Linked DNA regions of Homo sapiens: region 2 is linked to region 1. Evidence: chromatin contacts called from ENCODE Hi-C data. All regions are on one chromosome and are shown on one strand. Each heading gives the region's core, a stretch centred on a gene start or an enhancer-like site at or near the end of the contact. The rest is flanking DNA. Distances are from core to core; before and after follow the strand shown. Region 1 holds the start of ZNF677 (zinc finger protein 677). Region 2 holds the start of ZNF766 (zinc finger protein 766).

Evidence for each region. A loop is a pair of places that touch in the nucleus more often than their neighbours do. Pooled maps may share reads with other maps.
Region 2: a pooled map shows a loop between it and region 1 (6-fold over the local background). The contact joins the promoter of ZNF766 here to the promoter of ZNF677 in region 1. A Hi-C loop is called at or near these places in 4 of 50 pooled maps.

What each region holds. Positions count from the first base shown.
Region 1 is chr19:53,253,619-53,258,086 of GRCh38, reverse strand. ZNF677 (zinc finger protein 677) reads left to right here and starts at 3,214. Exons shown (of 5, transcript NM_182609.4): 1 at 3,214-3,253.
Region 2 is chr19:52,267,237-52,273,214 of GRCh38, reverse strand. It overlaps ZNF766 (zinc finger protein 766), which reads right to left and starts at 3,628. Exons shown (of 4, transcript NM_001010851.3): 1 at 3,584-3,628. The coding sequence starts at 3,601. It overlaps LOC124904763 (a long non-coding RNA gene), which reads left to right. Exons shown (of 4, transcript XR_007067331.1): 3 at 1,242-1,380; 4 at 2,974-3,971. RefSeq lists enhancers at 2,622-2,691, 3,125-3,419, 3,342-3,887 and a silencer at 3,602-3,831.

The DNA of each region.
Region 1 (4,468 bases), core at 1,965-4,464:
CCTCCACAAGAGGTGGAGGAGTAGAGTCTTCTCTAAACTCCCCCAGGGAAAGGGAGACTCCCTTTCCCGGTCTGCTAAATAGCGGGTGTTTTTCCCTGACACTAACGCTACCGCTAGACCACGGTCCACTTGGCAACGGGCGTCTTCCCACACGCTGGCGTTACCCCTAGACCAAGGAGCCCTCTGGTGGCCCTGTCTGGGCGTAACAGAAGGCTCGCGCTCTTGTCTTCTGGTCACTTTTCACTATGTCTCCTCAGCTCCTATCTCTGTATGGCCTGGCTTTTCCTAGGTTATGATTATAGAGCGAGGATTATTATAATATTGGAATAAGAGTAATTGCTACCAACTAATGATTAATGATATTCATATATAATCATGTCTATGATCTAGATCTAATATAACTCTTGTTGTTTTATATATTTTATTATGCTGGAACAGCTCGTGCCCTCGGTCTCTTGCCTCGGCAGCTGGGTGGCTTGCTGCCCACAAATAGGAAGATCATTCCAATTTTCAGGTCCACAGAGGCCATTCTGTCATTTTCCAGCACTCAATATTGAGTAAGCAGAAGGTTCTGCATGGCAACACGAGTTGTGGGCCACATTTTCATGGAAAATAACCTTTCACTTATGACGATTTCTTCCCCCTGAATATTAAAAGTGAAATATATAGAGAGATATATTGTTAACAAATTTCCCATTTCGTGTATTTCTTTTTACAGCACCTACAATGTATGAGTGACTTTTATAAATGCTGTACCTATTCTGACATTTAATATTCACAACTCCATGAGGTAGGAATTCATATTATTCTCCTTTCACCAACTCTAAAAGAGTTTAAGCACAAGGAGATTAGGTGACTCATTTAAATACCAGAAGAGTGAAGATTTGAACGTGAGTAGCCTGGTTGCAGTAACATTGGTGTTCACTACTACGCTATAATAGTTGCCTAGTTGTGTCCTTTATATATCTATACACACATATATATACATATACACACACACATACATACACGCACACCTACATATGTATAAATATTTGTCATGTTCACTTTATAAATTTGGTTTGATAATTTCCTATTTTTGTCAAAGTATTTATTCTACATATCAATATAACTTATGAGTGAATATTCATAGGTCTTGATAAGTTATAATAGGCACTAAATAATTTCATATGACCCAATGTATTTAATGTGAGTAGATGTTAAGATACCAGCAGAAACACTCATTTCACTGTCTGCAAAGACTAAAAATACTACGGCACCCATCACGGAAATTAATGTACAACATTAGGTAGAGTGTGCACTAAAATATGAGACATGAAACATAAAAGGTGATAAAGCATTTTAGGCTAGAAAACGAATCATTTTAAAGATTATGTAACTATATATTTATTATTTTAAAACAACTAACTGAAACTTGAATTAATATTTGATTTGGGAAACCTATGAAAATATAATAATTCTGCAAAATGGAATTTGAAAGTATGGAATCTTGTGCATTTAATACATTGAAAAGAGAAAGAGGCTGGGCGCTGTGGCTCACACCTGTAATCCCAGCACTTTGGGAGGCCAAGATGGGTGGGTCACAAGGTCAAAAGATCGAGACATCGTAGCTAATACGGTGAAACCCCGTCTGTACGGGTGAGACTCCGTCTCAAAAAAAAAAAATTTAAATACATATATGTATTTTTATATGTAAAATAAATAGAATTTTTATATGTGTATGTTTATATGTAAATAACATATATGTATTTTTATGCTAAAATGCACTCTCATTTTTTTTTCACCCTTCACCTGTTATCAGATGTAATTCCCAGTTACGAAAACAGAGACCCAAAGAGACAGTGGATAGACCTTGGTTTACTCAGATACCCCCATATGGGCTCATCTTCTCTTGGGGAGCCTCCAGTCAATAAGTTTCCTCTCTGGGCCCAAGAGAAATCAATTCAGTTGGCCAGGAGAATTGCCAAGCACATATTATGTTAAAAATACTCTTCCAAATAACTGAGAATAAAGACTTTACAGACTAAAGGCCAGGAGCGGTGGCTCACGCCTATAACCCCAGCACTTCATGAGGCCCAGGTGGGCGGATCACATGAGCTCAGGGGTCCCAGACCAACCTGGCTAACGTGGTGAAACCCCGTCTCTACTAAAAATGCAAAAATTAGCCAGGCATGGTGGCACACGCCTGTAGTCCCAGGTACTCGGGAGGCTGAGGCAGGAAAATCGCTTGACCCAGGAGGCGTAGGTTGCCGTGAGCCGAGATCGCGCCATTACAATCCAGCCTGGGAAACAGAGACTCCATCTCAAAATAATAATAAAAATAATAATAACGATAGTATATTAGTAATTAATAACTTAGACAAAACACAACATACCAACTCCAATAAATCCAGCACTTGGATTTGTAATTTATCTCAAGAAATGTGCATTAGGATAATAAAGGAAAATAAATTTAGATCGATACAAGCAGAACTTTGCGTTCTTTTAAAGCCAAGCCTCAGCCTTCCACCCCCCACCGCCCAGGGTCTGACCCCATAAATTCTCTGGAACTCAGCCCATGGTGCATCTCTGCCTCCTGGGTGACTGGGGAGCGGAAATAAAAATTACGTTCCAGTGAAAGTCAATATAAAATTGTACACTCCGCACAGGCACAAAAATGCATCTCATTCCAGTTTCCATCACCTACGCAGACAACTCCAGCTTTCGCTTAATTAAATACAAATTTTAATCGTCCGGATTTCAGAAGTTCCTGGATCCAAGAGCTTCCTTATACCGTCGCCCTCTCCCATCCACCAGGTCCCAGCGCTCCTCCCGCCTCGTCGCAGGACGCGCCTCCATCGCTCGCAGAAACGTTTTCAAGCAAACCTTTCCCATCTTAAGCTCCGATTCCAATATAAGGGGCCCACAGGTCTCTAATTTTTTACTTAGCTAGGCTCCAAAGGACACCATAGAGATTCAAGGGAATCCAAAAGTGAAGAATCGAGTACTGCTGGGCGACAAACAGGCCTAAAAAAGTCGCTGGGACGCGCCGAGGAGAGGTCCGGCAGTCCGACCCCTAGGCCCCGCCCATCCCGCCATTGTCCCCGCCCATCCCGCCATTGTCCCCGCCCATCCCCGCCATTTGCCCGCCCATCCCCACAGTTGTCCGCGCCCTGCCCCTGCCCTTGCCCCTTGCGCCGCCCCAGTGCACTCGCGTACGCGCAGGTTCCTGCCGACCCGGAAGCGGATCTCGCGGGGCTACTGGCGCTCTCGGGTGAGTCTCCGTCTTTCGGGTTCAAGCCTGCGCCTCGCGGGCCACAGGTTCCCACGCTCCGCTGTCGGGTTTTGGGGTCGCCCTGTAGGTTAAAACCCCGAACCTGCTCATTCCTCTCGCGGCGTGGCCCTAAGACGTTCCCAGTCCCGTCGCTCCGAGAGGGTCTAGAGATCTGCGTCCATTTCGGATTAAAATCGTTCTGAAGTGGGTACTGGCCCCGACCTTTTTGCTTTAGGTCAGTGTGGACACCGACCGCCCACCGCGTCGTTTCTCTGCTTAAAACTCTTCTCTGACTCCCTCTTCCCTCCCCCTGGTAAAGCCCTCACTCGGGGTGGATACACACCCTTCGCCCTTCTCCAGGGAGAACAGAGGGGAAGCAGAAATGGAGGATAAAGAGGGAGAAATGCGCGAAATTAGAGAGCCATCAGAAACAATAGCAGGGACTGAAAAAAAGGATGCTACCAGGATGGGGCCAAACACTCTGTCAGAGAAGGAGAGGAAGGGAAGCCAAATGAGCAGAAAGGGACAGGAAAACGCCGAAATGGGAAAAAGAAAAGGAAAGAAACAGAAGGTGGAAGAGAAACATTTATAGAGAGGGGGAAAAAAATCACATAATGGTGGAGAAAGGGGGGGGCACCCAAATCCATGTGAGTGTGGATTGATTTAATATGGAACATTAAGTTGTGAAGTACTGATGTATGGCTCTATAATTAATTTAAAATTTGCTTCATTGTTTGTGCAGAAGAGCATGAAAATTGCAAAACTACGGTGTGAGGCTTCTGCGTTTTCTAATTATTACATCAGAAGCAACCCTTATTCAGCCAGAGGGTTAACTGACTTAGCTCAGTTAATTCCAGCTCACCCTCTTCCCTTTCTCTGATCTTGAGGAGAGTCAAGAAATGGGAAGAAACTGTGACACCGTATGCTGCTTTTGCAAACAGACATTAACAATATTATTCCCTCCTTTTTTGTGTGTGGCTTGTGTCATTTTCTAAATTTGACGTGTATTCAACTTGTCTTAAATGTAATTCCATAATTTATTGGATTTAAAAAAAATTTTCAAAGTATTTTCTCTTAAATGTATTGTTCAGCTTATGAGGTTTAAATGCTTTCTTTTGCTTTCTTTTATTTATTTATTTATTTTTTTGAGACGGAGTCTCACTCTGTCACCCAGGCTGGAGTGCAGTGGCTTGATCTCGGCTCACTGCAACCTCC
Region 2 (5,978 bases), core at 2,379-4,878, 990 kb after region 1:
AGCATGATGAAACCCCATCTCTACTAAAAATGCAAACAATTAGTTGGGCGTGATGGTGCACGCCTGTAGTCCCAGCTACTTGGGAGGCTGAGACAGGAGAATTGCTTGAACCCGGGAGGCAGAGGTTATGGTGAGCCAAGATCACACCACTGCACTCCAGCCTGGTGACACAGCAAGACTCCGTCTCGAAAAAAAAATATATTAATGTATTTACAATGTAACATCTTACATATTTTGAACATATGACAAGTTCAGCTAAGCCCCAGGAAGTACAGGGTCACCCTCATCTGAGATGTGCAGGACTGCAGGGGAATGCATTTGGGGGAGTTCAGAAAGTGGCACATACGAAGGTGGAGATGCCTGTTAGATGTCCCAGCAGAGAAGTGAGGGGACAACTGAACACAGGTTTCTAGACCTCAGGGCAGAGGTCTGCAGGGCACATGGAGACAGGTAGATGGGGTTCAAAGCCATGAGATGAGATGATAAGGAAGGGTAGTGTGTGTGAAAAGAGATGAGAAGAGTTTTGAGATCCAAGCCTATTCAACATAGGGAAACCCAGTCTGTACTAAAAAATAAAAAAATTACTCAGGTGTGGTGGTATGCACCTAGAGTCCCAGCTACTTGGGAGGCTGAGGCAGGAGGACCTCCTGAGCCCGGGAGTTCAAGGCTGCAGGGAGCTATGATTGCACCACTGCACTCCAGTCTGGGTGACAGACTGAGACCGTGTCTTAAAAACAAAAACAAAAATGAAAAAGACCTAAATCATGGGACACTCCCACATTCAGAGAAGACAGCTTCAGGAGACACCAGCAGAGGAAACTGGTAACACAAAAATCTGAAACAAAGTAATTAAACTTAGAGATGTCTTCAAAGCTAAGAAAAAAGAACAGGGAATGATCAGCTGTGCAACATGTTGCTAAGACGAAAAGATGAGGATAGGAAATTCAAAATTGGACTTCGAAACACAGAGATCACTGGTACCTCTGGGAAAAAAGGATCAAAGGAATGGTGGAGGTGAAAGCTTAATTGGAAGGGGGTAAATCAAGAACTGGAGGCAAGACTGAAGACAGAAATATAAACAAGATTTTAGTGTACTGTGTTCTCAAATGGAGCGTTGAAGAGGGGTACTCACTACAGGGAGAGATGTAATTAATAGAATATTTTTTATTTTAATCATGGAGGAGTGGCAAGAAAATGAAGGCTTCATCTGTGCTTTTTTTTTTTTTTTTTTTTTGAGACAGTCTCACTCTTGTCACCCAGGCTGGAGTGCGGTGGCATGATCTCAGCTCACTACAACCTCCATCTCGGCTCACTGCAACCTCCACCTCCTGGGTTCAAGTGACTCTCCTGCCTCAGCCTCCGGAGTAACTGGGAATACAGGTACGTGTCACCACACCCAGCTAATTTTTGTATTTTTAGTAGACATGGGGTTTCACCGTGCTGGCCAGGCTGGTCTGGAACTCCTGGCCATAAGTGATCCACCCGCCTTGGCCTCCCAAAGTGCTGGGATTACAGGCGTGAGCCATCGCACCCAGCCAGTGTGTCTGTGTGTGTTTTCATGGACAATACCTCCATGTGGGTGCACTAACCAAAGTAATCCCTTGAAGTAAATATTGGTGATGCCAGAGGAAGGATGTCACACTGTCCTGAGACTGTGAGTAGGGCTGGCACCTGGTGCACAATCGCAGGGTCAGCAACAGCCAGGGGGAGGGACAGACCATTCCCAGTTACTACTGAGTAGAGATCACAGGCCCTGAGACAGGTGGGTGGGCCGGTTGGAGATCTCTTCCCTTTACTGGTTGAGATGGAAATGTGCACGTGTTTTTCCGCATACTGACCAGTTCTCTGGCACACTCCCAGCTGGATGACCCACAATTTAACTCAATTTTGATAGTATCTACCTGGAGATAGAATCAGATCCCAGTTAAGGACTCAGTCCCACAAGACTGCCCCTCACCTCAGATATGGATAAAATTAACGGTTTCCAAAACACACTCCTCTATTTTGATTTGCTAGGATGGCTCTTCCACCTGTATCCTTTGTAATAACCTTTATAACTGATAGTAAACCTAAGTAAAATTTTCTCTGAGTTCTGGGAACCATTCCAGCAAATTAATAAAATGTGAGGAGGCCGGGCAAGGTGGCTCAAGCCTGTTATCCCAGCACTATGGGAGGCCGAGGTGGGCAGATCACCTGAGGTCTCAGGAGTTCACGACCCGTCAGGCCAACACGGTGAAACCCTGTCTCTACTAAAAATACAAAATTGGCCAGGCGAGCTGGCGGGCGCCTGTAGTCCCAGCTACTCGGGTGGCTGAGGCAGGAGAATCGCTTGAACTCAGGAGGCTAAGGTTGCAGTGAGCCGAGATTTTGAGCCCCTCTCCTCTCCCGCAGTTTCTCCCCTTCTTCCCTCTATTCCTTCTTTTCCACTTCATCTGCTCCATCTTGCAATTTTTTTCCTCTTGTTGCTCTTTCTCTCCAATCTTTTGATTGTCTCCAATCTCCATATATTTCTGCCTCTTTCTTCTCCCATCTGTGCTCCTCCTGTTAAATTCCCTCTTCTCTGTCACGCCCCCTTGTCCCTACTGTCTGGCAACCCCAGATCTCTGGGGTGGTTCTCCCTTTGCCCTCCTTGTCACCGGCTGCCCCCTCTTGCTGTGCCAGCACCACGCTGCTCGGTCTGCCCTGGCTCCAAATCCCTCCTCCTCTCCCCAACTTTGTCTGAGGAGCCTCCCGCTTTGCTGCCCCTCTCCCTACCTTGCTGTCCTTCATCTGTCTAGAAATAGAACTTTTCTCTACATTTCTCGAGTTGCTTTTCTCTCCCTGCTACTTCCTGGGGTGCTTCTTTCACTTTGCAAATCTCTCACCCTCCCTCTGCGTTGCCGTCTTGTTATGGATCTTCCTCATTATTTTCTCTCTAAATTTTTCTGTTTCCTCTACCTCGCTCTCCATCTCTCTTTCACTTCACATTCACAGGGAGGGGACTGGAATAAAATACCCACCTCCTCAAGAGCACAGTTTCCAATGGGAGGAATTTGGGACGGAAGAACACTGGGTGCCCTGAGATAGGTCCCGGCCACCTCCCCCAACACAGGATCCGGAGAAGCCGTGACTGCGAAAAGGCCTGGGGACAGAAGGGAACGGCCCAAGGAGGACTACGGCGGCAGGCAGATCAGGGGTGGGGTCTGCAGAATCCCCAGACCAGGCAGAGGACGCGGCCCCTCCCGAATGGCGGCTGCGGCGCTGCGCCCCAGGGGCCGACAAGGACGAGGCTTGGGACCCGGAGGGCGTGGATCCGCCTCGCAGGCGGGGACTTTACGTGGCGCGGGGCTGGCGGAGGGGTCACTGAAGGGTTTTAAGCAGGAAAACGGCGCGAAAGCAGCTGCCTACGCAGCCCTACGGCAGAACGACCGGAGACAGAACCAGCCCTAGGGCGATTTTAACACTCTGACGGGACGCATGAATTTACTCGGGGTGGAGAGAGCGGTGCGGGGATTTCAAGGTCTGTACCGCCCCCCACATCCCGGGTACAGAAGCGTGAGGGCACCGCTAAGCGAACACTTAATCTAAACAAAGGAAAACTCACGCGCCGCAGTTGCGCCATATCTCCACGCCATCCACTTCCGGGTCTGCAGGCGGCTGCGCGCGAACGGAGAGGCCGGGCCGGGGCGTGGCCAGCGACGTGGCGGGCGGGGCCTGAATACTTATTGGACGGGGCCTGCACTTCCCTCCTCCTATCTCTGGGCGTGTCTCGGTTTTCCGCGTTTTGCAAGCCACACTTGCCAGTCAGGCTGGAGCCGCTCCACGGTTTGTGACCTGGGATCTCACTAGGAGGGTCAACGTCTGTTGTTTGGATCCAGGAAAGTTCCCACAATTAAAATTAAGGAATTCAATTAAAATTTAGAAATTTAATTGAAAATCCCTTAAATTGTCTGTGAAAGGAATGCAAACTAAAATACAATATGCAAACTCAACCTGTGCAGAATGTGTAATTTCACGCTGACGCCCCACAGAATAGCATAGAAATCCTCTCCATTTCTATTCCCCATTCACTCTGGAGTAGAGAGTTCCAAAGAGTTTCCTGGGCCACATCTGGGGCGTGGAGTGCTAAGGCCGGTGAGAAGTCAGGTCACCAGCTATTGCTTTTAAAAAAGCAATAGAGGCCGGGCACGGTTGCTCACGCCTGTAATCCCAGCACTTTGGGAGGCCGAGGCGGTCGTATCACTGGAGGTCAGGAGTTCGACACCAGCCTGACCAAAATGGAGAAACCCCGTCTCTACTAAAAATACAAAAATTAGCCGGGCGTGATGGCACACGCCTATAATCCCAGCTACTTGGGAGGCTGAGGCTTAGGTCAATATTTTCTAAAAATACTGTAATTTCAGATTCACTTTAGGTGCATTCTGAAAGTAATAAGTAAACATACTTTTTATTTTAAAAATTATAATCTCTTAAATCTTGTTTGTTTTCTCTTCTTCAATGTACTGGCCCCTGTAGATAACAAAGCCCTTAAAATAGTCTTCAGAAGACAATTGTATTTATTGATCTAAAGAATAACTCTGCAGTAATTCTAAGTGTATTTGGTAGGCCGATTATTCTTTTATAGAACCCTGATAGAAGTAAAACTAGATTATCAAATTTTAAATAGCCTTACGTCTGCCGGCAATAATTTTATGGCAATATTTTTGAATTAACAGGTACTAATAAGTATGCTTTTCTCTGATATCTCACCCCCCCAACTTTTTTTTTCTTAAGACAGAGTCTAACTCTGTCATCCAAGCTGGAGTGCAATGGCACGATCTCAGCTCACTGCAACCTCCACCTCCTGGGTTCAAGCAATTCTCCTGCCTCAGGCTCTCGAGTAGCTGGGATTACAGGCGCGTGCCACCACGCCTGGCTAATTTTTGGATTTTTAGTAGAGATGGGGTTTTGCCATGTTGGCCAGGGTGGTCTCAAACTCCTGACCTCAGGTGATCATCTGCCCACCTTGGCCTGCAGAGTGCTGGGATTACAGGCGTGAGCCACCGCACCCGGCCTTATATCCCTATTTTTGGATCCCTTCATCCATCTTGAAGTATGATCATGTTTAGATATGAAAATGAACATATTTAAAATATTAGCAGGTTAAAATGAGGATATAGTGATATGTCACAAAGATGGATACGAGATGACATATCAGCATTTTTTATTTTTATTTTTTTCAGTTGGAGTCTCGCTCTGTTGCCCAGGCTGGTGTGCTGTGGCATGGCCTCCACTCACTGCAACCTCTGCCTCCCGGGTTCAAGCAATTCTCCTGCCTCAGCCTCCCGAGTAGCTGAGATTACAGGCGCCTGCCACCATGCCCAGCTAATTTTTTGTATTTTTAGTAGAGACGGGGTTTCACCATGTTGGCCAGGCTGGTCTCGAACTCCCGACTTCGTGATCCGCCCACCTTGGCCTCCCAAAGCACTGGGATTACAGGCGCGAGCCACCGCACCCGGCCCATATCAGCATATTTTACTTCGATTATTATTATTATTTTTTAGAGACAGGGTCTAACTGTGTTTTCCAGGCTGCATATGTACTCCTGGGCTCAAGACATCCTCTTGCCTCAGCCACTTAAGTAGCTAGGACTCCAGGCACACTCCATGGTGGCCTAGGTCAGCATTATTTTTTGAAGATGCAGTATCTGGGATAGATTTTGGGATCTGTACAAGATAGATGTCTATATTACACAATATTGCTAAATAGCTATGTTGCCACGAAACAACTTTTAGCATTGACTTTTATGATCTGAAGCAAAGAAATGAGTTGATTGCAGAGCTTTTCATGAAACTAAAAAGTAGAGGATAAGCTGATTATAGCTTAAAGTTATAAACCCATTATGTATATGGGGAGTTTGTTGCTTCTAAAATTTTCAAGGGATCAGCATGGACATTTTTGGTTTTTGTTTTTTTTTGACAGGATCTCGCTCTGTCACCCAGGCTGGAGTGCAGTGGCAC